Linked DNA regions of Homo sapiens: region 2 is linked to region 1. A link is an interaction called in ENCODE POLR2A ChIA-PET data of the cell type or tissue named here. Cell type or tissue: A673. All regions are shown on one strand. Each heading gives the region's core, and the rest is flanking DNA. Links, peaks and the distances in the headings are about the cores only.

Evidence for each region. Peaks named below come from ENCODE experiments on the same cell type or tissue, not always from the same donor. Only the 100,000 strongest peaks of a DNase experiment are listed, where the experiment ranks them.
Region 2: POLR2A ChIA-PET joins it to region 1 with 7 read pairs; 2 of 35 experiments call an interaction of 5 or more read pairs at or near these places.

Annotation. Positions count from the first base shown.
Region 1 is chr3:115,264,108-115,280,582 of GRCh38, reverse strand. It overlaps the pseudogene EIF4E2P2. Among named protein-coding and RNA genes, the nearest start is that of ZBTB20, 130 kb to the right of the region's middle. In A673, for the core only: no CTCF peak of the experiment used is centred there; a DNase peak (open chromatin) is centred at 8,392.
Region 2 is chr3:115,314,065-115,330,539 of GRCh38, reverse strand. No RefSeq gene overlaps it. Among named protein-coding and RNA genes, the nearest start is that of ZBTB20, 180 kb to the right of the region's middle. RefSeq lists an enhancer at 11,805-12,403. In A673, for the core only: no CTCF peak of the experiment used is centred there; DNase peaks (open chromatin) are centred at 6,309 and 8,939.

The sequences.
Region 1 (16,475 bases), core at 4,903-12,902:
TTCAAAATTAAGAAAATAAACAGAACACATTAAAGATAAAGACAGTATCATACAAAAACCTAGCTGACATATTTGTAATTTTTTTTCAAGATTACTCTAAGGCCCCTTAGTTGCAGGTTTTGTCAAATAGGAAGTATATTTTCAAGTAACTTCAGTTACTCTATGGAATTTAGAGCCAGAAAGTTCTACAGTCAAATACTGTGGGAATTTAAAATTTGTAAGGATGAAAAAGTCTTCTGAAAGGGATGTCTTGGTTTCTTGATAAAGCAGAGCATCCATGTGGGCGGCAGGGAGTAGGGAGTGGGTAGAAATATGTGGACAATGTTTTGGTGTGGGAACAACTAAAGGAAAGTTGAGGCACCAAGTTTAATCAGTAAGGCCAATCAGTAGTTGTAGAAATCATCTAGTGGTTTCCTAAATGTGATTTATACAGATCCCCAAAACTCTGGAGTCCAAGAAAGCTTAGTCAGAAGCCTCTATATTCATTTCAACCAAAGTGACTCTGCATTTCTTCTCTCTTTTTTTTTTTTAAATTTAGCACCATTTATTGAGCAATCTCAGCTGTTGCTGTAGCTGCTGTGTGTCAGCCTGTTCTTAAAACATAAAATGCTCTTTTAATTATCTTGTCCAGGATAGAAGGATCTTCCAGGTAGCATACCAACAGAACAAGAGACTCTAATGACACCAGCTTCAAGGATAGTGCCATCCAGAGATGGAGAGGGTCATGGCACATTCAACCGCAGCTTCCAGAGGTTTTGATAAAGGAGCCTTTGGGAGCCCAGGCTGCCTGGCGTTTTGATGCTGTCGGTGTGAGTTTTGTATTTCATAATGGTGTTGGGAGATAGGTTAAGCACTCGCCAAAGTGTATCCCAGATTCACGTTGTGGTTGCTTGGTCACTGGCAGTCTTTTCCATATTGAAATAATGTCCTCTTGACAGTGAAGAGAGACCACAGCCCCACAGATCTCCTCCCCAACCATGAACTTTTCCCCCAACATGGCCAAAATGAGATTCTCCCAGCAATGGGAGATCAAGCCCTTCCGCAGCCAAATAATCCTCTTGTCACCATTTTTATTTGCATTATCCTCCCACATGGGTTTAATTCCTTTTTGAAGAGATCGAAGTCACTGTGGCCTGTCAGATCCTTTGGACATACCATGTGGCTATAAAACCTCCAGAACTGCTCCACAGAGGCAAAGGTGCCAATCTGTTTGATATTCTGTTCATAACTCTGTGAGCTGGTGGGACAGACAGGGGTTCTCCTGGAGTACCAGAAAGTGTAGTTGTACTGCAGGGGATGCTCTGCCTGTCCAGGGACAACAGCCTTCCTCTTGTTACTGCTCTTATTCTTGTCCCATTGTGTTTTTTCTTTCTCAGTATCTTTCTGTGTGCTGCTTTCTTCATTCTGATCATGGTCCCTATTGTTGTCATCTTTCAAAGCATCAAATTTGTTGTTCATCCTCTTGCCACTACTGCGGCCACTGCCTCATTTCTGCTTTTCCTATGGGCTATAAATTGAGATTCCATAGAACCTTCTGTTTGAGACAAAGGACTCCAATATTTATGTCAGAAAAACTGAAAAGGATATTGAAATGGACAAAAATAGATTACCTGCCATTCTGTAAAGCACTTCTTTCCATTTATTTCATTCAGAGAAGCCTGCACCTTTTATTGTCTTTAAGGTGTTTTACAACTCTGTAAGTAATGCAAATGACTCTTGTCCATAGAAAAGCAAATGATTTTTATTTCTGGTGAAATTTTGCCTAATGATATTGACCAGTTTTGCATGTGTTTGTAAACTTACTTCTTATTACCCACATGTGTGGTGTTTAAATCATTTTGGGAACTAGTTGTCACATCTTACTGGTTTTCTCATTTATTAATTAAATAAAAGCCTTTACCAAAAGAATGAAACCGGACACTTATCTCTTGCTATATACAAAAATCAAATCAGAATGTTATAGAGACTTAAATCTAAGACCTCAGACTACTAAACTACTAAAAGTAAACACTGGGGAAACTCTCTAGGACATTGGAGTGGGCAAAAATTTCTTGAGTAATACCCTACGATCACAGGCAACCAATGCAAAAGTGGACAAATGAGATCACATCAAGTTAAAAGCTTCTGCACAGCAAAGGAAACAATCAAGATGAAGAGACAACCCACAGAATGGGGGAAATGGAAGTGAAGAGAAAACCCACAGAATGGGAGAAAATATTTGCAAACTACCCATCTGACAAGGGATTAACAGCCAGAATATAGAAGGACCTCAAACAACTCTATAGGAAAAACAACTAATAATCTGATTTAAAGGGGGCAAAAGATTTGAATAGATATTTGTCAAAAGAAGACAAACAAATGGCCAACAGGTACATGAAGAGGTGCTCCATATCAATGTTCATCAGAGAAATGCAAATTAAAACTTCAATGAGGTATCATCTCACTCAAGTTAAAATGGTTTTTATCCAAAAGTCAGGCAATAACAAATGCTGGCGAGGATGTGGAGAAAAGTGAACCCTTGCATATTGTTGGTAGGAATATAAATTAATACACCCACTATTGAGAATAGTTTGGAGGTTCTACAGAAAACTAAAAATAGAACTACTATAAGACCCAGCAATCTCACTCCTAGGTATGCACCCAAAAGAAAGAAAATCAGTATATCAAAGAGATATCTGCACTCCCACATTTATTGAAGGGCTATTCACAATAGCCAAGATTTAGAAGCAATCTAAGTGTCTATCAACAGATGAATGTCTAAAGAAAATGTGGTACATATGCACAATGGAGTACTATTTAGCCATCAAAAAGAATGAGATCCTGTCATTTGCAACAACATGGATGAAACTGCAGGTCACTATGTTAAGTGAAATAAAGCAGGCATAGAAAGACAAACATTGCATGTTCTCATTTATTTGTGGGAGCTAAAAGTTAAAATAATTGAACTCATGGAGATAACAGGTAGAAAGACGGTTACCAGAGGCTGGGAAGGGTAGTGGGGGTGGGGAGGCAGTGGAGATGGTTAATGGGTACAAAAAAAATAGAAAGAGTGAATAAGACCTAGTATTTGCTAGCACAACAGGATGACTGTAGTCAAAAATAATTTAATTGTCCATTTAAAAATAATTACAAGAGTATAACTGGATTATTTATAACACAAAAGATAAATGCTTGAGAGGATGAATACCCCATTTACCCTGATGTGATTATTATGTATTGCATGCCTGTATCAAAATACCTTATGTACCCCATAAATATATACAACTACTATGTACCTACAAAAATTAAAAATTAAAGGCTGCCTCACAGCCCTTAGAAAGAACCAACCCTGCTGACTCTCTGATCTTGAATATCTATAGCCTTCAGAACTATGAGACAATAAATTTCTGCTGTTTATACCTCCCAGTTTGTGGTACTTTGTTACAGCAGCCTTAGGAAACAAATATAATTCTGAGGCAGTTGCAGTTGTCCTCAAGGAGATGGGCCCATGTCTGTTTATCAGGTAAGATGGCTCTCTCTGCTAAGAGCCTAAATATTGAAGAGAATTAGGGGTTACAGGGCCAACATGGAACCAGCAGCTAGACAGCGATGGCCAATTAGTGTTAATTCAATGGAAAAGAAAGGAAGAAAATCACATATTTTATTATGTATATCCAAAGCACATTAAAATAATGAGAGGGTTACCAACTGCTTCTAGGGTTCAGAATTATTATTTCTGACAGTGGGAAGTCATTCAAGGTGGAATATGAGATAAGCCCTAAAAGTCAGGCTTATCCAGCATCCTGGTTCTCTTTAAGTCTAAAATGCTGTCAATACTGTGAGTTCCTAAAGTTTGAATCGTAATTCTCTGGGTACAAGAAAACAAAATTAAAAAGCATGTTATTTTTTTTAACTGTTCACTCTGAAAATGTGATCAAGTTTAGCTAAGTTTTCATGGGTAATGAATGAAGAGTTACCATGTTTGCTCTCACAGAACCAATGTCCTTTACACACCCATGTATGAGTCCTCCTCACACACCTTTCAAACAGGGAGAAGTGACAATGGAATTATTGAGATTGTAGATTTTTTAAAAAATCAAATGTGTATAAAAGTCCATGACATACAAAGAGCATACGATGATTGCTAAAGCTAGAAAATATTAAAAATAAGAAAGGAAGACTTCAGATTGAAGCAATTTAAAATGTATTCAACCATCAAAAGTGTATGTATCAAGAAAGTACAAGAACCCTTTTATACATGTGAATAAAATGAATTGAGAAATGTCACATCAGATTGTTAGCCAGATTGACTACACTGAACTACTATATTGTTATGTGAAAACTTCACACCATCCCTCTGGTCATCCCAGAATCTTGCTTTCCCATAGCAGTTCTCTACTATCAATAAGATGTGGCTACAACTGCCTTACATCAACCATGGTTAGCAGCACTGTAGAAGGCAGCCATAAGGAGCATGCTATTCTGCCTTGTAAGTGAATATGATGTAACTTTCTTGACTGTCCATTGCCATAACTGTGATTGCCAAATCTGTGTCACAATTCCAACACGTGACATTCTTTTTTCCTTAAAAAAAAAAAAAGACACTCTAATGTTAACATCCTTTATCCATAGCTGAATAAATAATTAGGGTAGATATGTCTTTTGAAGGCAGTGGGACAAGTTTCTTCTTGGTGTCTTTAAACATTCATAGTCCTACTCCCATCTTTAAAAAAATAATCAAACATATTTACTTGCCCATTTCTACCTCCTTTATCTTCCCTTATTCTTACTGCTCAGTTAATAATGTTGCCAAAAGAGCCTGAGACTGGGAATCAAAAACTCTGGATATAAGTCCAGACTCTTAAATTTTCTTGCTTTATGGAAGGAAAGTCTATGAAAATTTTTTAACATTTTAGCATTCTTGCCTATGAAATGGAATGATTATCATCAACCCTGACTACCATACAAAGTTATTATGATAGGAGATTGCCAGAAAAATGCCTGATTGGACTTCAGTTAGAAAAACAAATGTATGATTGAGACATTAAATGTTTTACAATCCTGCCTGAGAGGAGTCTGTGAACAGGAGATAGGTGAACTGAACCTAGTCTAAAAGGATCAGAAGCAGTCCAGGTAAGATGATAGTGAGCAGAAAGTGCTGTCAGATTTTGAAATGTTAACATTTATGAGAATAAGACTGTAAGAATAAGATTATCTGAGGATAGTTTGAGGAGGATGCCATTTGCTCAAAACAAGTAAAAGCTTTTGCTCGTGCCCCTGTCCCTTTCTAAATCCCCAATTCTCTCCTATTGAGCCAAACTCTGTAGCTCTCTCTGATACTTCCAGATAACAATGATCTCACCTTTTTCCGACTGCCCAGAGCACAAACAATCTGTGTCATTTTTATAGGTCCTTAACAGGTAATCGCATACTGTCTTGATTTCTATGCATTTGTATGTGTTAACATTCAATGGCTTCTTAGTTAAGGGTGATTTATTCAAATCCATAGGGCTGGGCACAGTGTTAGACATGTTAAGCGTTATTTCATCCATCTGCCTTTGCATCTTATCCTACAGTGCTTTCAGATTTATGCTCTTTCCTAAAGGTAGTCTTGCATTTTCTAAGAAAAGTCAATTTTCAGCCAGGCACGGTGGCTCACACCTGTAATCCCAGCACTTTGGGAGGCCAAGGTGGGCAGATGCCAAGGTCAGGAGTTCGAGACCAGCCTGACCAACATGATGAAACATCATCTCTACTGAAAATACAAAAATTAGCCAGGTATGGTGGCATGCGCCTGTTATCCCAGCTACTCAGGAGGCTGAGGCAGGAGAATCGCTTGAACCCAGGAGGTAGAGGTTGCAGTGAACTGAGATCATGCCATTGCACTCCAGCCTGGGCAACAGAGCGAGACTCTGTCTCAAAAAAAAACAAAAAAAGTCTATTTTCTAAAATTTTCTTCTGAATGTTACTAAATTATTTTCAAAGTTATGCCTGCCTTTTCTTTTAAGACTTCAAAATACTGTTATTTCCTTTGTGCTGAATATTCCTCCAGAGTCACCATGTTGCCTCCCACTCCCTGTACTTAAGCACTGGCTAAATCCTCTTCTCAGATATACAACTGATTTGGGTTGATGTCTGCAACTGTTTTACTTGGATTTCTATGAACTTCTACTGTGCTAAAATGGCCCATTCCCGGCTTTCTGACACTCTGTACAGAGTTCATATACACTATAGCCAGCACTCTACTCATATTGCCTCTTTTCTCAACCATATTTCACTTGTAGAGACTACACTTAAACTTCCCCTTCCCACGTCCTCATTACTTCCACCTTCTTGTCTTGTGTTACAAGTTTTTAACCAGGTATAATAAGTAGGAGCTGAACAACGAGAACACATGGACACAGGGAGAGAAACAACACACACTGGGGCCTGTTGCGGGGTGGGGTGGGGGAGGGAGAGCATTAGGAAAAATAGCTCATGCATGCTGGGCTTAATACCTAGGTGATGGGTTGATAGGCGCAGGAAACTACCATGGCACACGTTTACCTCTTTAACAAACCTGCACATCCTGCACATGTACCCCAGAACTTAAAAATAAAAATTAGAAAATAAGACAGAAGTCTTCACAACAATGTGAATACACTTAACACTACTAAAATGTACACTTAAAAATGTTTGAGATGGTAAATTTATGTTATGTGTTTTAAACGACAATTTAAAAAAAAGATTTTTCAAAAAGAAACTGGTATTGTTTGGGAAAAAGGAAAGAGAAAAGAGGAGAAGACATAATGAGGGCTACCATGAAAAAGCAACAGATAGATGTTGGGGTCGCCCAATTTTTTATCTAAAACAGAGCTAGCTTTTGTGAATCAAGGGACAGACCATGAGAGTTGAAAGTAAAGAAAAGAAAAATCTTCCTGGCCGGGTGCGGTGGCTCGCGCCTGTAGTCCCAGCTACTCGGGAGGCTGAGGCAGGAGAATGGCGTGAACCCGGGAAGCGGAGCTTGCAGTGAGCCGAGATTGCGCCACTGCAGTCCGCAGTCCGGCCTGGGCGACAGAGCGAGACTCCGTCTCAAAAAAAAAAAAAAAGAAAGAAAACAAAAATAAGGGGCAGTTGAGAGTGAACTAAATATGAGAGAAGCCAATCTTAGAGTTTAGCCAGTGTTGCTATCCCATCACTTTGAACTACTGTTTCAGCAGCGAGGACATTCTCAGAGACTTGTTCTAATCTGCTAACTACAGAAAGGGCTACACAAAGGGATTGCATTTAAATTCAATTCCAGCGGTTTCACACACCTGAATGAAAGTTTAAGGGTTCTGAGAATGTCAGATCCTGGATAGTTCACACTGGAAAGCGGGAATAGTCCCTGACATAAGAAAATTGCATCAATTTATCCATTTTTCAGGAACACAGATCTGCTTAACACACTTGTCTTTAAGTGCAAAAGAATGTAGTAAAGGCCTTAAAACAATGCCAAGTTATATGAATGGTCTTCGGGACAAATAAACACTACTATCCATTACCTGATAAATTGATTCATTGGGGATTTCCTGCATGCCAATCATTACTTTAAGAACTGGGGCCAGGCATGGTGGCTCACACCTGTAATCCCAGCATTTTGGGAGGCCGAGGCGGGCAGATCACGAGGTCAGGAGATTGAGACCATCCTGGCTGACGTGATGAAACCCCATCTCTACTAAAAATACAAAAATTTAGCCGGGCATGGTGGCGGGCGCCTGTAGTCCCAGCTACTCGGGAGGCTGAGGCAGGAGAATGGCGTGAACCCAGGAGGCGGAGCTTGCAGTGAGCAGAGATCACGCCACTGCACTCCAGCCTGGGTGACGGAGCGAGACTCCGTCTCAAAAAAAAAAGAACTGGGTATATATGTAAAGTGGTATACAAGCATTCAGTCTAGACGACCAAACCCCAACCATTCCAAAAGGACCTTCAAAATGCTTTGTCAGCCATGTGCCTTGTCCTTATAGGGATGCATTAAAGCTAAAACTGTCTACCTCTCCATGATTTGGGCCTATTCAGTCTTTGACCTTTAATTTTTTTGTATTGGCAGTGACATTAAGGATTCTTCAAGATATTCACTTGAGACTACCTGTGTTATTAGAAACCATTACAGTCAGAAAATTAGAATTCATTAACAGGAAGATAATGTGCTTGCTACTATGATATATGGGACTATATTTATCCTGCACAGTGTAACATATCTGTTTCATCAGTGCAGGAACAGGATGATCTTTCATCTGGATGAAATAGCCTTGAAAGCTTCGTCACCGCAGTGCAGCAAGAAGCTACTAAAATGGTTCTTCCTAGCCTCTTTCTGCTGATTAAAAAAAAAAAAAGACCGCACCACCACCCAAGGGCTTCAATGCAGTTGCTATGGCAACACTATATCTGAGTCAGAACTATTAACAATCACCATGGCAACAAGTGTCTCACTTGCCATTTCCAGAAATTCATTGCGTTTGGACTAGAATCATCACACCATGAAAAAAGAGGTGGAGTTTTCCTCTCACTAGGAAACAGAAATACTTTCTCCAAATTACTTATCCCAAAAATGTTCTAAATAAAATAAAATTAAAGGACTTATAAAGGAATCATGCTGTCATAAACTGATTATCCTTTTTTCTGAAATATTAAGTTTGATGAAAAAATGACAAAATGTTAATTGATATGGTAGATTTATTTTTTCCCAATATGATAAAATATTTGGTATGAATAACATTATCTCCTATTTTATAAATTCCAATAACTGTATGTTTTATCTCTCTTGCCTGGCCCTTTTTTTCTCTGCTTAATTTTCCTTCTTTCACTCTGTCAGACACCCTCCTGAATATTTAGCAGAATAGAATTCTTTAGAGATTTGCGAATCACACTTGTCAAGTTAGAGGCAACGGAAAGCATCACACATATTTCTGGAATTGTACTAATAATGGGGTGTGTGGCACTCTGTGGGAAGTAGTCATGGTGGAGCTTGAGGGCCCATTTTATTTCCCTTCTTACTTAAACACAAGATGGTAGAAATGGACAGTGTCCAGATTTTCATCCAGATTGTGACCTCCCCAAAGGACTGTACACTAAAGCAGAATTAAGACACCGCACCGCCAGTCTCTAAGACCTACTGGCTCATCTTTGCTGTTGTGTCATCCTCCCTCCCTAGACATCCCAAGGCACCTCTGCACCCCCTGATTCTAGCGCCCTCATCATACTGTGTCATGTCACACAATGACATTTTCTTGGGATTTTTCTCCTGGATCAGAGTTTCTAGGGCCAAGTAAGTTTGCCTGATAGCTTTCAAAATAGGTTCTCACATGCATTAATAAAAAGGTGCAAAAAGAAAACAAACCTTCATGGAACAAAAGCCAAGTTAAATCAAACTACAGATTTATCTCTTTCTTTTCTAAGTATCTTGCTTAGAGAAAACCAGGATTCTGTGTTCTTAAATGTCCTTTCTTCCGTCAGAGCTCACCCCTAGCAGCACGAAGGCAGGCTCCAGAACAAGCAAACTTCAGTGCAGGGAACACCACTTCAGCAGTGATGGGAGAAGGGAAATGGAAATGACCTTTCTTTTTCACTGTGAACCTAGGTAATTGGGCTCTTCCTGCCCAGTGTTTGTTTCAAATAGAAGTAGGTGATGGGGAGAAGTGGACACAATTTATGTGTCTCACTGATCCAATGTAAAAAGGAATCCTTATGGAAAGGCTCTCCAACTTGCTGTTGAGAGGTAAAAATGATTCCAATGTCAGGATGATATTATACAGAGATCTGAGGACTCTCCTGCAGGCCAGGGCCAACCGTAATTCAGAAAAAAAACAAAAAAATGGGAAGGGTCTCATTTTATAAAGAATCCAAGTCCGAGTCTCCCACAGTGCTGCCCTGTCCCTGAACTACCCAAGAAAATGGGAACTAAATTTTCTCCAGAAGCTGGCAGTGACATTGGAATGCTCACTTTTACAAAGTTTTCTCTGAAATTCTATAATTTATCTACAGGCTGCTTACTTGTTGACTTTTCAGTAAATATTTTTCCATGTCTTGAATGAAATCAAACTGATGGATTTCATTTTTCCAGAGGTCCCTCTTGGGGGAAAAAAGACTGGGGTCTTCATGACATGATGTGGATAGTCCAGGTAAAGTGTACACCTACTTAGTAATCTATGTAAAGCACTTCAGCTGAGACCCTCATGCTCTGATGGGCATTTGCCATGGCAATTTGTGTACCAAACTGTAAGTAAATAGCAGCAGCACTAGGTCTGGATTCCAATCCTTCTTCCTCCCTTTACTAGCTGTGAGACAATAAGTAAGTGACTTGATCACACTGTACCACAGTTTTTCATCTGTGAGATAGCACTAACAATAATACTTAGTCCATAGACTTATTTTGATGATTACATCAACTAGTATATATGAAGCACCTATTCAAAAAACTATTATTACATTACTCAAAAAACACTATAATTACATTACTGTTGGATTCAATTTGGCTATATACTTCTTACTTGCTACTCAGAGAGATATAAAATATTTTTTGTCTTAAAGATTGCTTATAATTTTACACATTCATCTCTTCACTCATTCAGCAAACATTTATCTCTGAAAAGCAGAGACAAGATGTAGTCCTTGCCTCGTAGCAGTTATAATTTACTATTGTTAAAAGGACTAGCAGGGAAGGGAAAGCATTGCAAATGATATTTCAGTTTCAGAACCAAACAAGAGATTTTTCCCAAATGGGTGCAGTGACCAGGCATTTATTTTCTAGTGTGATCGGCTCTCCTTCTCTAACACCACTTTTAATAGGTAAATATACCCACAGGCTTTTGTACTCCATTTGTGAAGCAATAGTATAGATTGTCCCAATACTGCCATTAAAATTGCCTAGTATAAAGTGTGTGCTACTCTTGACTATAAAAATAAAAGTTCCCTAAAGACTGGAACTTGGCAAACATTGTTTGATTAAGTTGGGCTATTTTTATTTTATGCTCAGAGGAAGGCAACATGCCCTAGTGAATCAAGCTGTTTTGAAGTTCGATGAGACTTCCTATTCCAACTCTGACTTTAAGAGACATATGTGGAAGGTTACTTTGTTTCTCCCCATTGGAAAACAAAGGATAACCTAAAACTTAAAGTATAATAAAAAAAAAACAAATTGAAATTTCACAAACACCTGTCCTAACTCTATAACAAAATGCTGAATTCAGATTTTTTGTACATATAATATAAATAAAAATACATTACATGGTTAAAAAAAAAAGAAAACAAAGGAGAATAGTTTGTCTCCTACATTTTATTACAATGAAGGTAGTAAAAGGTTTAAATGTTATCATAAACCCTACTTTTTTTGTTTTTTGTGTTTATTTTATTTTTTATTTCCAACTTTTATTTTAAGTGCATGTGCAGGATGTGCAGGTTTGTTACACAGAAAAACATGTTATGATGGTATGCTGCACAGGTCATCCCATCACCCAGGTATTAAGCCCAGCATCCATTAGCTATTCTTCCTGATCCTCTCCTTCCTCCCACACCCCACCCTCTGACAGTTCCCAATGTGTTGTTCCCCCTCGTGTGTCCATGTGTTCGCATCATTTAGCTCCCACTTTTAAGTGAGAACATGCAGTGTTTGGTTTGCTGTTCCTGCATTAGTTTGCTGAGGATAATGGCCTCCAGCTCCATCCATGTCCCCGCAAAGAACATGATCTTATTCCTTTTTATGGCTGCATAATATTCCATGGTGTATATGTACCACATTTTCTTTATCCAGTCTGTCACTGATGGGCATTTAGTTTGATTACATGTCTTTGCTATTGTGAATAGTGCTGCAATGAACATACATGTACAAGTGTCTTTATAATAGAATGATTTATATTTCTTTGCATATATACCCAGTAATGGGATTTCTGGGTCAAATGGTATTTCTGTCTCTAGGTTTTTGAGAAATCACCACACTGTCTTCCACAATGATTGAACTAATATATACTTCCACCAACAGGGTGAAGGCATTCTTTTTTCTCTGCAACCTTGCCAGCATCTGGAATTTTTTGACTTTTTAATAATTGCCATTCTGACTGGTGTGACATGGTATCTCATACTGGTTTTATTTCTCTAATGATCAGTAATGTTGAGCTTTTTTCATATATATCTTGGCCATATGTATGTCTTCTTTTGAGAAATGTCTGTTCATGTCCTTTGTCCACTTTTTAATGTTTTTTTCTTGTAAATTTATTTAAGTTCCTTATAGATATTGGATATTAGACCTTTGTCAGATGCATAGATTGCAGAAATTTTCTCCCATTCTATATGTTGTCTGTTTACTCTGTTGATAGTTTCTTTTGCTATGCAGAAGCTTTTTAGTTTAATTAGATCCCATTTGTCAATTTTTACTTTTGTTGCAATTACTTTCAGCATCTTCGTCATGAAATCTTTGCCATGCCTATGTCCTGAATGGTATTGCCTAGATTTTCTTCCAGTGTTTTTATAGTTTTGGGTTTTAAATTTAAGTCTTTGATCTAGCTTGAGTTGGTTTTTGTATACAGTGTCAGGAAGGGGTCCAGTTTCAGTTTTCCGTACATGGCTAGCCAGTTCTCCCAGCACCATTTATTAAATAGGGAATCCTTACCCCATTGCTTTTGTCAGGTTTGTTGAAAATCAGATGGTTGTAGGTGTGCAGTCTTATTTCTGGGTTCTCTATTCTGAATCCTAATTCTTTCTCATGCTGTCTCAGAATGTTAACTTGGAAAAATACCACTTTTACTGCTTTCTTATTCCACAGAATAAGAGCAAGCAAATATAATTAATTTAGCTGATTTAGCCACATGCAAATAGACCTAATAAATATCAGGGATTAGACTTATCGGCAAACGGCCCTTCTAAAAGGATCAGACATGCTTGGCCACAAGAAAGAATAAGTGAATAGAGAGGAATGCTCATCTCCTGGGCTCCAGTTCAAACATTTTGTTTTATTATTTGTACATCACTATCAATTTTTCACAAATTTCCTCCTCACAGCAATTTACAACTTTAGGAAGGAAATTGCTTTGTGATACACTTGACTTCCATTGCTGCTTTCAGGGAAACTAATGGAAAACAGCACACAGATGTTTATCTTCTCTTTGTCACTCCCCTACACACACACACACACACACACACACACACACACACACACACACACACCCCTACCTATGGCTAAAGTCAGCCCTAGTCCTCTTTGGCAGAGGCCATCCTGGATAAAATCAGCTAGACCACTGGCCTTAAGAAGCAGTGACACCATCTAGGTCTAGCCTGAGCTGTGAAATCAGCTGCTTACTGAAGGTGAACAGTAATTCTCAAAGAAAAGAATTCTATTTTTCTCTACAAAGTCTTCCCATCCATCTTCTTTTCTTTTTTGTTTTTTAAGAGGGTGTCTTGCTCTGTTGCTCAGGCAAGGGTGCAGTGGCACAATCTTGGCTCACTACAGCCTCAACTTCCTGTGCTCAAGTGATCTTCCCACCTCAGCCTCCCAAGTAGCTGGGAGATAGCACTGTGAGCTATCCACAAGCATGTTCTACCATACCAGGATAAATTTTTTTAAATTTTTTTTGTAGAGATGGGTCTTGCTATGTTGCCCAGGCTGGTACTGAACTCCTAGGCTCAAGTGACCTTCCCACCTTGGCCTCCGAATGTGCTGGATTACAGGCATGAGCCACCACATCCAGCCCCTATCGTCTTTCTCAGAACTTTCTAGTTTGTCTGGCGACTTCTTCAAAGAAGTTATGTGCTCTCTGTGGGCAGAAACAGTACCTTATGTTTGACTCCCTGCAGCAGCTAAGACAAAAAATTTGTAAATCCTAGTTAAGAAATATTTTTATATTAGAGTTCTGTAGAGACAAAAAAATTAAAAAACACAATTACTTTTGCACTAGCCTAACTCCCTGGTTGCTGCTTGGATACTGACAAGGAAAACCATTCTCCCTGGGCACAGTAGGTGCAGTTTTCTTTGCAAACTTCCCTGATTATAGATTACATTTTGGGTATGCATTGAATCAAGATTTCATTAGTAATTTTTTATCTTATGTATTGGGCCTTGTTTAGGCCAAAAAGTATGGATGGCTCAACTCCATCCTAATTAATCAAACAGTGAGAAGATGAAGCAGAGAAAGATCTAGAAACATGGGCAGAAACCACTATTTTGAGATCTTAAGATTTTCCTTATGATTTACACAGTCTGAATATTATAATTCTATATTCCAATTGACCTTCTTACTACCAAAGATCTACCCCAAACATGGTGGTTTCTCTGACCCTCTGCTCTGGTGAGAAGTAGTTATTTGCAGCATTTTAAGTAGAATTTAAAAACTATATTAATTAAGGTTCTTTGGTTGCTAGCAACAGAAGCAAGCCTACTTAATTTGAGCAAGAATTGTATTATTAGGAAGCTATGGGACAATGTACATGATCATAAAGAAGACTGAAGAAACCATCAAGAGCCAGGTACCTTCCAAAGTCTCAGCAGTATCTCCGTGGACATCCTCTCCTAGAATGATTGGACTCAGCCTTTTGTTTTGTTTTCTAGGAGAGCAATTAGCTAAGTTTAGGGCACATGCTCACTGCTTGCCTGTCATGGAGCTGTAAGAAAGAGAATCTGACAGAAAGAACCTCAGGGAAGCCCATACTTCCAAAGAGACGAGACAGGTACCTGAATTTGCCAATACCAACACTGTACTCAATGCAAGGAGAAGATCCACTCCCTCCTACCCCCAAAATAGCAAAAAGTTTCAAGAAATTTGGAAAAGGATATTGAGTGCCTACAAAAAATAAATATTTACTACCACCATCATTTTCTTTTACCTTCTGCTATAGAGGCATTATTGATTTAGTCTCTCCAAGTCTGTTAGCCCTTAATTTTAAAAGTGGGGAAATTATGTGTGTCTGTTGTTTAGAACCTTGCTAATAAACTAATCCCATCAGTTAGCCTAATTTTCCCAGGATATTGCACTCATAAAGGTTTCTAAAATAAAATTTCTGCCTATTCTTCTCTGTCTCTATTTAGCACAGCATGTAATCCAGGTGCTCAGTTTAGCAACATTTTGCAACATTGATACTATCCCCATCTGATTTGCTGAGAAGATGAATATAAACAAAATGACACTGGTGGCTTTTCATATTTTTCCAGCTTAACAAAGGAAGAAGGATTCTGTAAAATTAACATACAGCTGGATTGGAATAAGCAGCTAAAGCAACTGGCTGTGCAAGGTTTATAATGTCTGAACTCCCACCAAGCTGCTATCATCTCTCCATATGTCTCCTGGTCATTGGGAGCCAAGTTTAGGATTTATAAAAAATCAGGGCAATGCCTTTTCTGGTCATGGTACCTGTAAGTGAGCAAATGATTAAGATGACCTACTACTTACTAAATCAGCATGTTTAGTAGCTGTCATCCAAAAGCATGCCAGAGAGCCAAGACAGTATTTGCGTTCATACAAGGCCTTAAAAGAAAGATTCTGCATGTCCATATTCTGCTATTCCTCTCCAATATTTACACATTATACTATGACAACAAAATGTATATTTACTCTGATTACTAGGTCATTTTCACTTCCCAGCTATTTGGCTGATAATTGCTATTCACTGTGTTCCTAAATGCTAAATGACGAACACGCCGGTGCTGATGGAAGTTGTATGTGCCATTCTAGAGCCGTGCCAGGAAGAGAAGCTGGGCATAGGGTGCCAACTGCAAAGCCTTACATTTTACTGACCAAAGCATAGGCCCTCATTTATCCATTCAACATTTCCAAAGTTGTAGCTGCAGTTATATATTTAAATCATTGAAATAATAATTTTGTGATTTATTATGCTGTTGGTTAGCCAACAAAGTCCAAAAGATACCGAATTATCTAAGTTTTAATTGCTTTCCTACAATGAATATGCAATCCTGATCATTGCCCACTCCTTTTTCTTGGTTGTAAATTTATAGGCCGAAAATTTGGTTATCATTCATGTTGGTTTTAAATTACTTCAGATGTCTGTACCAGCTATAGGAACACACTGCTACCCTTTAAGATACGGCATTTCCTGCCTAGTAAAAACCCTTTGAAAAACTATGCCTCCTAAACTCCAATTTTAGGTGCATCCTATCTGCAACTTTCCAGGCCTAAGCAAAAAAAAAAAAAAAAAAAAATGAGGGAGATAAAAGCTGAGGATATCATGCTTGGCTTTGTTTCCTGAGGTTTGAGGTGAAGATCAGAAAGAGCGCTGGCATTACCTAATGAGTTTCATCCGTTCTGGTTTCAGGAGAATATAAGTTCAGACGTAGATTTGCAGAGTCATGTGGAATAAAGAAGTCAGAGACTAAGGAGTTGAAGCAGAGAGATGAAATCAGGTTCCTCTGTTAATAAAGCTCTATGCTCACTTGTTTTGCTGTAGCCTTACTTTCCATTCAGAGTGTTTTACCGACAAGAGGACCAGCACATAAAGGCAGGCAGGAGAGAGGGGACCACAGCCAGGCTTGATGTTCT
Region 2 (16,475 bases), core at 4,053-12,052, 51 kb before region 1:
CACATTTACCCTCCCAGAGCAGAGCTAAGCAGGACTTCCTTCATAGGTTATGGCTCAAGAGAAGGATACTCAGGGCTCTTCTCAGGCTACTGGTTATATTAGTATCTATGTTATTTAGTCAGGTATACGCTCTCTCCTCCACACACGCACAACTTTTTTCACTCTGTCATCAGGAAAAGTAATTTAGAAGCAAGCCACACCACTAGCACTATGGCTGAAAAGAACAATCATATGGAGCACACACAGGAGTCATTTAAATTAGCATTTTTCAATTTATTAACATTTATTAAACACTTTTTCTTTGTTAATAAATGTCAATTTATTAACATTTATTGAACACTTTGTCAGACACATTACATTCATTATCTTACTTAATCCACCCAACAAGGCCATGAGGTAGGCTCTGATATTATTCCATCTTGTAGGTGAAGATGAACTAAGTAATTGGCCTAAAGTCCCATAGTTAAAAATAGCAAAGTCAGGGCTTGAACCTGGGTCTGGCTGATACCAGACTCCACACTCTTAAGCATTGTGCACATAGCCTCAACTCAACAGTCCTCCCAACTGACCCCTAATTATACTCTCAGGCAGGTAAAGAGTGGTTCTGCTTCCCTCAGAAAGATGAAAGATAGATTTTTTAATACTTTCCCATGCTGAGCATGACCAGACTCTCTCTCTAGGCTGTGGTAAGTTTAGATCCAGAGGACATATGAGTGCAGGGAGAAAACAAAAGACTTCAAGACTGCATAGTAGAGGTGCTTCTGTACCTCTAGCTCACTGCTACTTTGTTTTTTCCTCAATGAGCCCTCCCTAATGAAGGGAGAGAAGCAGGATTTGCTTATTACCAAAGCTTGTTCTGCGCAGTAGGGGTTTCCTTGAACATAATAAGTAAACACAATCCAATCTGAGAGTTCTTTTCAAGACCTCTCAACCCTCATCTATTAGAGTTCCATAAAGTCCATTATTAGAATTTCTGTCTATAAAAATTATTTTCTCAATGACAAGCATTACCAAGAAATGAAGTCAGATCAGAATTGTGAGCAAGATAAATCTCACTAACATCCTTTACTAATTAGTTAAGTTCCTGACCTCCTTTGAACCCACTTCCTCATCTATGAAAGGATAACCCAGTGTTCAAGAACAGTTGGTTGATTAAACTTTCAATTTCCAACGAAAACTCACCCCAAATCACCACAATTTAATTGTGATTTCATTTATAAAATAATCTTTCTTTTCAATAGACCTTGGAAAAATGGTTGTGCTGAAAGGAAGGAAGGAAGGAGAAAAGAAAAGAAAAGGAAGAAGGAAGGAAGGAGAGAGAAAGAAAGAAGAAAGAAAAAGGAGAAAGAAAGAAAGAGAGAAAGAAAGAGAAAAAGAAAGAAAAGAGAAGAAGAAAGAAAGAAAAAGAAAGAAAGAAAGAGAAGAGAAGAGAAGAGAAGAGAAGGAAATCCAAAAACTAAAATACTAAACACTAAAAAGAGCGCAAGTAAAGCACCAAAGATACAGTTTCACTAAATCACAAAATCATCTCAAGATGGGAGGCCTTTTCTTTAAAACCTACATCACAGGTGGCAAAGACAGAAGTGTGGGAAAGGATATTAATACAAAGGATTTGACAATGTGGAAGGACACTAAAGCAATACGTTTATTGCCTGGGCAAAAATCTTTTCTCTGATGGTGCAATATTGCCTTAAGGCTTTATATACATCTTAAACACAATGGACTTTCAGGAGCACACAGAGCCCTAGGGCAACATTATGTTTAAGTAGTCATTACTGTATCTATAAACTATACAAAATGGAGGCACTGCATTCATATTTCATTTGTTTCTCACTTACAGAAGACAACCCCTGCCCCATCAACCAACTAGAAGAAGAACATGGTTGTGAGTCAACAGACTAACCACTAGCTCATAAGATTGTTCAAGGCTAAACAAGGACTATAGGAACAGTTATGTACCATTGACCTTTCCACCCCTCCTTGTCACCAACACCACTCCCACACACACATACTCATGTCCAGTATTTTTTGTTTAACTTAACAAAGGAGCAGAAGATATAATCAAAATATGTGTACAATTGTATACCATTCACTTCTCTATTAATTAAGGCTGGTGTCTTGCATTGTAGGACCCCCAGGGATTCCCCTAAGGCCCAACCTGTCACTAGCTCTTCATCACTTCTCTTCTACTGCTCAGTATCTTTTCTCCCTGATGCCCATATTGGAAATAAAAGTAAAAATAATTATAATGGATGAGTCTATTTTGGTTGTGCTTCAAAGTCTATAGAACAAAGCCCACAGAGAAAGAACATTACTAGGATTATTCCACATTTAACTGAGAGATCTATGGACTCCCAATTGAGAAAAAAATGGGCTAAACATCACAATGAATATTTATTGAGACTCACAGGTATGTTAATATGGGCTTTTGTTATTTTCCTCAGCAGTCACACTTCAGACAGATACAAAGGCATCATTTTTTTTTATTCTTGTGGGAAAAAGATGCAGGAGTAGAAGTCAAAAAGACAAGAATTCTGCTCCAGAATCTGATACATTCTGTTTGAACCTCCTTTGAGTTCTTTTCTCTGAACAAGGTTTATCTGAATGCTTCAAAGCATTATGGTGAGAATCAAGAGAGATCATGTATAGAAAAGTACATTATAATCTAACTATTATATGAATGTTAAACTATACATGAAGCCATTATATCATAAAATAAATACATTCTGGGACTTTAATGAATCAAGGTGAATATCACTATTGCAATTAATTCCTCCTACCTTATAAAATCTACAACAGCATTAAGTAACAGTAACAGAAGTAACGACATAATGAATGTTTAAAGCTTTCACAATCTGTGTGGTCAGCTATGCTCACTTACCAACAGTGTCTCACCACTACCCTTAAATCTCTCAGTACACATGACTCAAATCCATGCTTCAGCAAAAGCACAACAAATATAATTTTTCAGTATTGTTTATTAACATCAGAAACTGTCATGTCAAATCCCCCTGTGTCAAACAGCTAAAGTATGATGGCAGAGAGGGTGTTCCAATGACAGGTATAATTAACACAAAATGCCAAAACTTTTTCCAAATTACTTTTTCCTGGCTTATCAATTTTTATCCATCTCACAAGTGTGGCATAGTATAAGAGTACTTGGAGAACAGGGAATATCTCCTCCCTACATCCAAATTTCCAAAGTGGGAAGGGTAAGTATCCTATTATTGGAAACATGTTAAATCTATTGAAAGTAAATAAAACTATATAAGTTGTGGTTAAATGTATTTAAATGGGGGTATTGGAAATGCAAAATAAAAATAAAATAGATATATTAATTAAAAATTTGAAGAAAGCTAGTGAAAATAGAAAAAAATAAAATGCAAAATTTTTAGTATGTTAATTTAACAACTGACAATAACGCTTTAATCACTGTTTCCACCTCGAAGATATTTCTCATGCTGTCTATATACAATTGTTGATACTTGCCAACATCACATCATTCTGCCTCACTTGTGACATAGACTCATCTTAGGGTAGCTGGAAATTTCACAATAATAACAATTTTTCTGATAACTAGAATCAATATACAGGCATGGATCCATAAGCTATGTCTATAGTATGAGAGTCTTCCCTCAGTTGTATTTGATTGATTCAAGGTGGATACCTATTCCTAAATTCTGTCTCAGAAAAATTTATATTTTTGAACTGAGAGACACAAATTATTTTAAGTCAAGCATTGGTGCTGTGGAAAAATGTTCTATTAACTGAAGTCTCTAGAGTTTCCCCAGAATTTACTCTTCCCAAAGGCTAGTGTTTCAACTCTTCCTGGGAATCTACAAGATAGTCTAGCATATGTCCAATGAGTTCCTTTTTAACTTGTTATTTATGATTGACCTAGCCACTTGCAACCAAAATAATTTTAATATGGAAGTTCTTACACAAGTTTCTTTTTCCTTTGCTCATTGTAGTAGACAGAATTCTAAAATGACCCCCCAAGATTCTACTCCTTAATGTGCACAACCTATATAATTCCTTCCCCTTGAGTGGAGGCAGAACCTGTCAATATAATGGAATATCACTTCTATGATTAGGTTACTAATCAGTTGACTTCAACTTAATAAAAAAGAAGATTGTTTGGGTGGACCTAACTCAATTAAGTGAGCTCCTAAAGATGACTAGATCCTTCTTAAAGTTATAAAGATTTGGAGACCCATGTGACAAGGAACTGTGGGCAGCCCCTATGATCTGAGAGTGGTCCCTGGCTAGTAGCCAGCAGGAGTGTGGGGACCTCAGTCCTAAACTACAAGAACAGAGTTCTGACAACAACTGCCTGAGCTTGATAGAAGACTCCAGGCTCTAGGAAGGAAAGGAATTCAGTTAACACATTGGTTTATACCTTATGAGACCCTGAAAAAAGACCCAGCTAACCTGTGCCTACATTCCTGACTTATGAAAACTATGATAACAAATTTGTGTTGTTTTAAGCCACCCAGTTTGTGGAAGTTTGTTATGCAGGGATGGAAAATTGATAAGAGTTATCTAACATTTAGTCTGAGATTACTTATGGCTTTCCCCCCCCATCTTTGCAATTATTTGCAAACTGTCATAGCTCTTAGTGGTTATTTCACTGGAAAAAAAATCTCTTACTCCCTGCTCCCTATCTTCTTTCCCTTTCTCCCATTTCTCCTATCAACACCTCTGCCCAAACCTGGTTCAGCATTCCTGAGAGTTTGGACAAATAGGCAAGGACAGGAGAACTAACCAACTGTAGTTCAGAACCTCGGACAGCAGCTCTCCCCATACTGCCTACAGATCTCTCCCTCAACACCTGTGCTCTCCACCGTGACTGTCTTGTAAATGGCACCCTTGACCACATGAATTCAATTATTTTGTCTGTCATTCTTCCTGTTTTGTGCTCTATTTCCTGAGTACCTAAAGTCAGTAACCAGTGGAGGAATAAAAATTCTACACAGGTCAATGTTTGCTTCTGTCCCTCATTTATATCCCCTTTCCCCACGAAGTTGTCTATACTATTCCAGACTGCTAATTCCTCTAACATACTATGTTTTACAGTATTTGCATATGCTTCATACAGCTCATATAGATTACCTTAACTCCCCTCTTCCTATCTAATGTTCTTTCTTTCTAACATGATTATGATTAACTCCTTAAGTGAAGGAATTATATTTTGTACATTAATACAGCAGTAAGTATGGATCAATATATTTGTATTGGTTGAAGAGGCCATGCAAAATATTACCAACTTTAGTCTCAAACAAAAATACTTTAAAAATTGATGAGAATGGATTTTCACCCTCTGGTGCATACTACCCATATAAGAATCATCTACCCTTGAATGTGGGCAGAACCTGTGAGTATAATAAAAATTAAAACACCAAACTGATTTTATGGCAAATTCATTTATTAAATTTTATTCTAGACCAGGTCTAAAAAGATAAAGCCTAGATTTGAGGAAATAAGGGGATAAAACTCACGGACATTAACCAGTTCTATGCCCAAGCTTTCTCAAAAATCAAAATGATATGAGAACTATGGAGACAAAGGGTTGTATCAGAGAGAACAAAGCTACCTGAGGACCCTTTCTGTTTCCCAGGGGACAAAGCTCCTGAGGACCCTCCTACATTAGAGTGATGTGTTGGCCAGCAGTCAGCATGGGGAAAGGAACCAACAGATCAAAGTATCCAAAACAAGAGTCTCCAAAGATTTTATCTACTGCCCTATAGGAAGGGCCACATAAGTGCCTAGAAATAACTGATGCTTCCACGTAGGGCAGTAATTATGCTTCTTGGCAAGGAGCATTATACAGACTCATTGCAAGGGTTCTGGGCACAAAAGTCTTGCTTACGTGATTCCTTTATTTCAGATTGTGCAGCTTTAAAAAAAAGTCTAAACCTGCACTGCAGGAACTAGGAATTTTCTATTTCCATCAATTTAGGGGCTTCTGGAGGACAGTGGTGACCACATTCTACCACACATTTAAAGAAGTCAGTTCTTTTGTGACTGTATAGTCTTCTGGGCATTGACCAAAAGAAAATAGAATAGAAAATTGAAAGAAAGTGGTATATGTAAACATGTAATTATAATAAAACATGAGAAAGTGACACAATAAAAATATGAACAAATTGCTTTGGTGGAACAGAAAAAAGGGAACTAACTCTCCCTGGGGAAAGTTTTAAGTTGGAAGATAAATACCAGAACAAATTGGAAAGTCATGCAAATGGAAGTTAAAACATTTAGATCATTGTACAAATAATAGAAAGCAGAAAACAAAAACGAACAGTTTCTGAACTGAGACATTTAATGTGGGGGAAGAACTCAGAGCTCATTAAAAAGACTTCCTGTGCCAAGTAACTCATGAAGAACACTGAGGGTAAAGAGTCATTGTTACTGAGTTTGGAGTCACATAGCATTGCCTCTCTTTCCCCAGATCTTTTTCCATGTTTTATGCTCTATGGGATCAACTTTGAGTGGTGCTTTGTTTACATGTCAGCCTCGGATAGCATTGATCCAAGTGGACACCAACACAGAATTATAGAGGGAGCCACACTGAGTCAGCACTGGGACACAAGGACCAACAAAGGCACAATGGAAGTCATCATGTGCAGGAAGTATATGGGCGTAGGTGTGTGGCAAAAGATATCAACATGGCGTGTCAATGCCTGGGGAGAGTATGGACACAGAGAAGGTGGGTATATGCACAGAGAAGACAGAGGAAAAGGGACCAGTGTGAAAATGAATGGAAGAGAGACAAACTGAAGTGCAGATGCTAAGTTACAGAATACAGAAGGAGAAAGAGAAAGAGAAATAAACAGAATCCAAGAAGTAGATGTTAGCAGAGGCTCAAAAACAGAGAAAGAGTTAAAGATACCAGGCAGAGATTAACAGATTACTCACAATGCCAGCTCAGTAGAGTAGAACTTCACTGTTTGACTTTGAGTTTCACAAGACTGTCCATTCAGCATATTCTATGGAATGCCATGCCCTAGAAATATCTTTTCAGGCCAAGAAAAAACTGCTATCTTTCCTTCTACCTCGCCTTTCCAATGTGAGGTTTCAGCAATACTCCTCTGTATCTTGAAAGTATACACATAATAAGTAACCTATTATGATCACTCCGATATATTTTAAGAATTTCATTATTTTCTGACAAGGAAATTGAGAATTGTAGAGGGAAATATTCAGCCAATTATTTAAAGGCAACATGCCAACTGGGAAGAGAGGCACATTAATTATGCTCCTGTGATCAAGCAGCAATTCCTATTAAAGTAGCCAAGAGCTGGGCAGGCAGTATCTGTGGCTACATTTAGCTAACAGCCCATTTCTACTTTACATTTCCAGCCTAATCTGTAAAGCCAACGAGAAATGTCACAGCAGCAGCAGCAGGACTCCTGAAAGCAGCCACAACATACTGCTGTGGTCAAACCTTAGAGTCCTTTCTGGTCTTTGAAGACCTGCCACCGGGGAGGTGGAGACCAAGCCGCATGCCTTCTTGCTAACAAGAAGAAACTTACTCCAGTATAAAGAGAGAGGGACAACAGAAAAATAACATTTTCCCCTTTTTATTGCCATTTCTGTAGTCACCTTCTCTCCCAAGCCCTTACTGGGAAGGTGTGTCTGCTTTCTCCAAATACTATAAAGTCATAGTCTTCCAATTATATGAACCTATCTACAAGGGCAATTTGGCCTACTTACAGTGAAAGCTCATCAAATAGAAAAGAAAAATATGCCCGTTGACATAAAGAAAAAAATGATATTCCTTCATTTGGTCATTAGATTTATGATAACATATATGCTAATTCTTCTCCTAGATGAGTGGTTTTACTCTGGGTGAGTAAAACAGACCCAGGAGATCTCTGAAAAAATCATATCCCATAGTGAAACTAAAGCTTAGAGCCAAACAAAACCTTAATCTAAAGGAGGTAGGAAGAGAGGCATACATAAGAGAGGAAGCAATAGGAAAAAAGAAAGTAGGGTCCATCCTAGGATACTTCCTGGGTATAAGAGGGGGATTCAGGGCCTTCCTGCAGAGCTCATTATCCTCATCCACCAGAGCAGAGGAAGATCTAAGAGCCAGGCTATGTGGCACCACATCCCTGACTAGTAATTTTCTAGACATTGCTGAAGTTCTTGCAATGGTCAAAACCTCACAACTGTACTAGGCAACCCATTTCAATGCTGGACATCTTCAGTTACCAGAAAAGATGATCACAAGACCTGATTCAGGAAGTTCTGCCTTGTCTCTATCACTCTGCTAATCTTTCTGCAGCAGCAGACCTCACCTGTACTTTATATTCTTCTTCCTTCAGCCCAAGCCCTTTGTATTACTCTTGGTTTGATTTTTTTAAGTGCACTCCTGCTGGACTTTTGCTTTCCTTGACTGTTTTTCCAGGTGCCTGACATTCTTTTTATATTCACTTTTGATGCTCTTCTTGCTGTCTTCAGTGTGGGTCTATTAAAAAACTGAGCTTTTGGGTTCTCCCTGTGCCGCCACTTTAGTTTCTAACTAGATCCCCATTTTCCTTCTTTTCTAATTGTGAATACACAATTGCATTTGGAATTATATTTATTTTTCAAATGTTCCAACTTTCTGAGTCACAGGATAGCATTTTATTAGAGTGTTTATTGTGGAAGCAAGGATAACATTATATCACAGTGAAAAGATACATTATAGATCCTGAGGTGCACAGAGGGCATGGATTGATGGCCAAATGAGTACTACAATAGACATCCCCTTCTAGGTACCCCTTCAGGAGAGTTATTGCATAAAACAGAACAACAGCACCACATGAGAAGCGGATGCTGAGCTACGCCCACTCACTGGCTAAGTGGTTTGTTTCTGCTGACCAGGCTTTCGAGATGAGTGATTCTAATTATTGCTTCAACAAAATCACAAATCTCAATGAGTCATGGATATTTGGGTGGCTTTAGAGTAGTTAAAATCACAGATGTCAAATTCACAAATGTTAAAAGCCAACAGCAGGGATCAAAACACAAATGTTTATAGGAGCCAGGCAGGAAATGAGTAACTCAGGATGGATGCAAGACAATAGAGAGTTGTGAAGACTATGTTTAATTGGGAAGAGATAATAATCACTAGCAGAGCAAACATTGATATAGCACCTATTTTGTACCAAGCATGGTTTGAGGAGATTTAGAGATATTGATTTACTTAATCCACAAAAAAAGCCATACGACGCAGTTCCCTTATTATCCTCTAATTTAAAAGTAGAAAAACTGAAACACAATGAATTAAAATTATGAGCACATCCCCCGTATAAATGGGGCATCTACTACTCAAGTACAACTAATTGTTGTCATTAAGATCAGGGATCCAATGTTGTCAAATCTTCTGATTTTACAGAGAAGCTAGGAATTCAAATTTGTATGTTAAATCTTAGTTTAAGATTATGACTTGTAATCTTTAAATATAGTAGCCATATGTAGTCAAACATTTCCTGCACTAAGCCCAGGACACTAGTTTGTGTTTCTGGTATACAATTCACATTTATAGGCATCTTCCACAAGAATGATATCTCTGCAGTTAACACTTTCTGCATTTCCTTTCTGGAAAACTCAGGAATAACAAGATAAAGGATTCCTTAGGGATAAAAACAACAACAACAACAACAACAACAACAAGTTAATGGAATTTCTGGCCCATAAGTGCTTTGAGTAGATGCACACACCCCACTGTTGCTATGTAAGACCACAGTTTCTGAATTCCAGAATGGCAGAAAAAACTATGTGTAGAGCAGGTAAAAGTAAATCAATAGATTAAAAGCATCTTCAATAACTAAACTTTTCAAATTCCTTTCTGAATCACCTACAACCCAAGTCATTACAACCATCTCTACCTTCTTTCCCTCCTCTGATCAACTCCCAAATAAGTGGTGCTGAAGCCACAGAACTGCGTTTGAGGCTACCTACAGTTCCAGTCCACTCAATTCCCACACACCAAAAAACTCTCCAACTATCCCAGGATTAGAGTTATACTCCAAAAAGCCCCTTCTGGATATCTCTACATTTCCAGAGAAGTGATTATTCCTCTTAGGAAGAGCATACAATGCAAGCACAGAAAAGGTCATAGAGTTCAGATCCTTTGTTTTAAGGTTAAAATAATTAAGGCTTAGGAAGACACAGCAATTTGTGGAAGGGTTTATTCTACTAAGCAATCTGTGAGCCTCATTCCAGTGTTCTATCAGTTGACTAGTTGGTTTACTATTTTGGACACTTCAAAGAGAATTTTAGTGTACCATGAAGGCAAATAAGTGCAAAATCTAAGTAGTTTTTAGTTAATTGATTTAATGCTTTTCCCCAGTAGTGATTTCCCCCTTTTTTTCCTCCTGGCTAACCACTACAAATTATTCAAAGACAAACCATTGCTCCTTCCATGAAGCCTTCCAAGACACTCTTTCTTCACATTATGTTCAACTGAGATGTATTTTCTTTGTGCATTCTACATCTACTTTTATCATCTTTCTCATCATACTGTACTACAATGACCCTCTAGGTGTTGGCCCTGGTCCCCTCAACTCCTGCCTCCTAAAGACAATGAATGGACCTTTTTATTGTAACCTAAGGCCCAGCAAGTTACTGACAGATACATAGCGAGCTGTCATAAAAAGAGTTAGTTTAATGAATAAATGAGTAGATCACTTTCTGTCTCCTTTGGGAGACAGAAGAGACAGCTGATATCTCTACCAAGATGCAGAATATCTGAGACTGAACACTGCCACATAGGAAAGAAAGGACTTCCTAAGTGACCTTATTCTTTGAGGGATATAGAAAATGACTCTCTGTTCCCAGACAATTTCTTTCTATGATGATAGACTCTTAATGAAAGTGCAATTGTTTTACCAAGAATGGCTCATCAAACATCTGCAATACTCATTATTTTTTATAGATAATCTCTTTGGAGGTGAACTCTGGTACAAGGGGCATAAGAGGAAAGAAAAAAAAAAGAATTTCCTGGGTTTGACCCTTGTATAGGGTAGGCCCTTGTACTGGGCTTGCTTGCCTGCTAAGAATTAGCTACTGGGGTGTCAGAAACCTGTAATATGTTTGACTAATAGTGTTTTGACGCATTTTGTGCACACTTTGTTTTCTTATTGCTCTTTTGTTTTTCTCTGGGTTCTTTAGCAAAGTTTATTTTCTAAAATTCATCTGGTCTCAGCTTTATAAAGGCAAAGATAATAATTTCCCTAACACCAGTGTCATAAAGAAAGGGAGAGCAGTAGCACCAACAGAAATAAAAATAAAAGAACCTCAAAGGCCTGTATACCTATCCTTTGAAAACCAAGAAAAGACAACTTAAAGAAGATAGAAATAAGATGTGTCATATACCTCCTGAATATGTTTTGTACTTAGTCCTTTCTTTAACTCTTCATGCTCACAACCTCAATTCAGAAGCTTATCTTTTCCAATTTGAGTCATTTCATTAACTCCTCACTGGTCTCCCAGGCTCCACGTCTCACCTGCATTTTCTAATCCATTCACCATGCTTTGGAATGATCTCGCTGAAAAATTATATTACCGCTGACCAAGTTAAGCTTCAGCACCACTGTCTTACTTAAAATATTTAATGTTAAAACACCAACTCAAACACTATCAAAACAATCTTTTAACATTTTCTATGAGGCCAATATTACCCTGATATCAAAACCAGGCAAAGATATCACAAGAAATGAAAGTACAGACCAATATCCCTCATAAATATAGACGCAAAAATCACCAATAACAAAATATTATTAGCAAACTGAGCCCAACAACATGTAAATAGGATTATACACCACAATATGGGTTTACCCCAGAAGAAAAGTTGCTTCCACATATAAAAAGCAATCAATACAGCACATGAATCAAATAATGGACAAAAACCATGTTATTATCTTGACAGACAATGAAAAAGCATGTGTCAAAATCCAACAACTTTGCATGATAAAAACACTTAAACTAGGAATAGAAGAGAACTTCTTTAACTTGATAAAGGACATCGATGAAACACTCACAGCTAATGTCATACTTGATGGTGAAACATCGAATGTCGGGAGGAGCCAAGATGGCCGAATAGGAACAGCTCCGGTCTACAGCTCCCAGCGTGAGCGACGCAGAAGACGGGTGATTTCTGCATTTCCATCTGAGGTACTGGGTTCATCTCACTAGGGAGTGCCAGACAGTGGGCGCAGGTCAGTGGGTGCAGCGCACCTAGCGGGAGCCGAAGCAGGGCAAGGCATTGCCTCACTCAGGAAGTGCAAGGGGTCAGGGAGTTCCCTTTCCTAGTCAAAGAAAGGGGTGATAGACGGCACCTGGAAAATCCGGTCCCTCCCACCCGAATACTGCGCTTTTCCGACGGGCTTAAAAAAGCGGCGCACCAGGAGATCATATCCTGCACCTGGCTCGGAGGGTCCTACGTCCACGGAGTCTCGCTGATTGCTAGCAGGGCAGTCTGAGATCAAACTGCAAGGCGGCAGCGAGGCTGGGGGAGGGGCGCCCACCATTGCCTAGGCTTGCTTAGGTAAACAAAGCAGCCGGGAAGCTCCAACTGGGTGGAGCCCACCACAGCTCAAGGAGGCCTGCCTGCCTCTGTAGGCTCCACCTCTGGGGGCAGGGCACAGACAAACAAAAAGACAGCAGTAACCTCTGCAGACTTAAATGTCCCTGTCTGACAGCTTTGAAGAGAGCAGTGGTTCTCCCAGCACGCAGCTGGAGATCTGAGAACAGGCAGACTGCCTCCTCAAGTGGGTCCCTGACCCCTGACCCCCGAGCAGCCTAACTTGGAGGCACCCCCCAGTAGGGCAGACTGACACCTCACACGGCCGGGTACTCCTCTGAGACAAAACTTCCAGAGGAACGATCAGACAGCAGCATTCGCGGTTCACGAAAAACCACTGTTCGGCAGACACTGCTGCTGATACCCAGGCAAACAGGGTCTGGAGTGGACCTCTAGCAAACTCCAACAGACCTGCAGCTGAGGGTCCTGTCTGTTACAAGGAAAACTAACAAACAGAAAGGACATCCACACCAAAAACCCATCTGTGCATCACCATCATCAAAGACCAAAAGTAGATAAAACCACAAAGATGAGGAAAAAACAGAGCAGAAAAACTGGAAACTCTAAAAAGCAGAGCACCTCTACTCCTCCAAAGGATCGCAGTTCCTCACCAGCAATGGAACAAAGCTGGACGGAGAATGACTTTGACGAGTTGAGAGAAGAAGGCTTCAGACGATCAAACTACGAGCTACAGGAGGAAATTCAAACCAAAGGCAAAGAAGTTAAAAACTTTGAAAAAAATTTAGACGAATGTATAACTAGAATAACCAATATAGAGAAGTGCTTAAAGGAGCTGATGGATCTGAAAGCCAAGGCTCGAGAACTACGTGAAGAATGCAGAAACCTCAGGAGCTGATGCGATCCACTGGAAGAAAGGGTATCAGTGATGGAAGATGAAATGAATGAAATGAAGCGAGAAGGGAAGTTTAGAGAAAAAAGAATAAAAAGAAATGAACAAAGCCTCCAAGAAATATGGGACTATGTGAAAAGACCAAATCTACGTCTGATTGGTGTACCTGAAAGTGACGGGGAGAATGGAACCAAGTTGGAAAACACTCTGCAGGATATTATCCAGGAGAACTTCCCCAATCTAGCAAGTCAGGCCAACATTCAGATTCAGGAAATACAGAGAACGCCACAAAGATACTCCTCGAGAAGAGCAACTCCAAGACACATAATTGTCAGATTCACCAAAGTTGAAATGAAGGAAAAAATGTTAAGAGCAGCCAGAGAGAAAGGTCGGGTTACCCACAAAGGGAAGCCCATCAGACTAACAGCAGATCTCTTGGCAGAAACTCTACAAGCCAGAAGAGAGTGGGGGCCGATATTCAACATTCTTTAAGAAAAGAATTTTCAACCCAGAATTTCATATCCAGCCAAACTAAGCTTCATAAGTGAAGGAGAAATAAAATACTTTACAGACAAGCAAATGCTGAGAGATTTTGTCACCACCAGGCCTGCCCTAAAAGAGCTCCTGAAGGAAACACTAAACATGGAAAGGAACAACCGGTACCAGCTGCTGCAAAATCATGCCAAAATGTAAAGACCATCAAGACTAGGAAGAAACTGCATCAACTAATGAGCAAAATAACCAGCTAACATCATAATGACAGGTTCAGATTCACACATAACAATATTAACTTTAAATGTAAATGGACTAAATGCTCCAATTAAAAGACACAGACTGGCAAATTGGATAAAGAGTCAAGACCCATCAGTGTGCTGTATTCAGGAAACCCATCTCACATGCAGAGACACACATAGGCTCAAAATAAAAGGATGGAGGAAGATCTACCAAGCAAATGGAAAACAAAAAAAGGCAGGGGTTGCAATCCTAGTCTCTGATAAAACAGACTTTAAGCCAGCAAAGATCAAAAGAGACAAAGAAGGCCATTACATAATGGTAAAGGGATCAATTCAACAAGAAGAGCTAACTATCCTAAATATATATGCACCTAATACAGGAGCACCCAGATTCATAAAGCAAGTTCTGAGTGACCTACAAAGAGACTTAGACTCCCACACAATAATAATAGGAGACTTTAACACCCCACTGTCAACATTAGACAGATCAACGAGACAGAAAGTCAACAAGGATACCCAGGAATTGAACTCAGCTCTGCACCAAGCAGACCTAATAGACATCTACAGAACTCTCCACCCCAAATCAACAGAATATACATTTTTTTCAGCACCACACCACACCTATTCCAAAATTGACCACATACTTGGAAGTAAAGCTCTCCTCAGCAAATGTAAAAGAACAGAGATTATAACAAACTATCTCTCAGACCACAGTGCAATCAAACTAGAACTCAGGATTAAGAAACTCACTCAAAACCACTCAACTACATGGAAACTGAACAACCTGCTCCTGAATGACTACTGGGTACATAACAAAATGAAGGCAGAAATAAAGATGTTCTTTGAAACCAACGAGAACAAAGACACAACATACCAGAATCTCTGGGACACATTCAAAGCAGTGTGTAGAGGGAAATTTATAGCACTAAATGCCCACAAGAGAAAGCAGGAAAGATCCAAAATTGACACCCTAACATCACAATTAAAAGAACTAGAAAAGCAAGAGCAAACACATTCAAAAGCTAGCAGAAGGCAAGAAATAACTAAAATCAGAACAGAACTGAAGGAAATAGAGACACAAAAAACCCTTCAAAAAATTAATGAATCCAGGAGCTGGTTTTTTGAAAGGATCAACAAAATTGATAGACCACTAGCAAGACTAATAAAGAAAAAAAGAGAGAAGAATCAAATAGATGCAATAAAAAATGATAAAGGGGATATCACCACCGATCCCACAGAACTACAAACTACCATTAGAGAATACTACAAACACCTCTATGCAAATAAACTAGAAAATCTAGTAGAAAATCTAGAAGAAATGGATAAATTCCTCGACACATACACTCTCCCAAGACTAAACCAGGAAGAAGTTGAATCTCTGAATAGACCAATAACAGGAGCTGAAATTGTGGCAATAATCCATAGCTTACCAACCAAAAAGAGTCCAGGACCAGATGGATTCACAGCCGAATTCTACCAGAGGTACAAGGAGGAACTGGTACCATTCCTTCTGAACTATTCCAATCAATAGAAAAAGAGGGAATCCTCCCTAACTCATTTTATGAGGCCAGCATCATCCTGATACCAAAGCCGGGCAGAGACACAAGCAAAAAAGGGAATTTTAGACCAATATCCTTGATGAACACTGATACAAAAATCCTCAATAAAATACTGGAAAACTGAATCCAGCAGCACATCAAAAAGCTTATCCACCATGATCAAGTGGGCTTCATCCCTGGGATGCAAGGCTGGTTCAATATACGCAAATCAATAAATGTAATCCAGCATATAAACAGAACCAAAGACAAAAACCACATGATTATCTCAATAGATGCAGAAAAGGCCTTTGACAAAATTCAACAACCTTTCATGCTAAAAACTCTCAATAAATTAGGTATTGATGGGACATATCTCAAAATAATAAGAGCTATCTATGACAAACCCACAGCCAATATCATATTGAATGGGCAAAAACTGGAAGCATTCCCTTTGAAAACTGGCACAAGACACAGATGCCCTCTCTCACCACTCCTATTCAACATAGTGTTGGAAGTTATGGCCAGGGCAATCAGGAAGGAGAAGGAAATAAAGGGTATTCAATTAGGAAAAGAGGAAGTCAAATTGTCCCTGTTTGCAGACAACATGATTGTATATCTAGAAAACCCCATTGTCTCAGCCCAAAATCTCCTTAAGCTGATAAGCAACTTCAGCAGTCTCAGGATACAAAATCAATGTACAAAAATCACAAGCATTCTTACACACCAATAACAGACAAACAGAGAGCCAAATCATGAGTGAACTCCCATTCACAATTGCT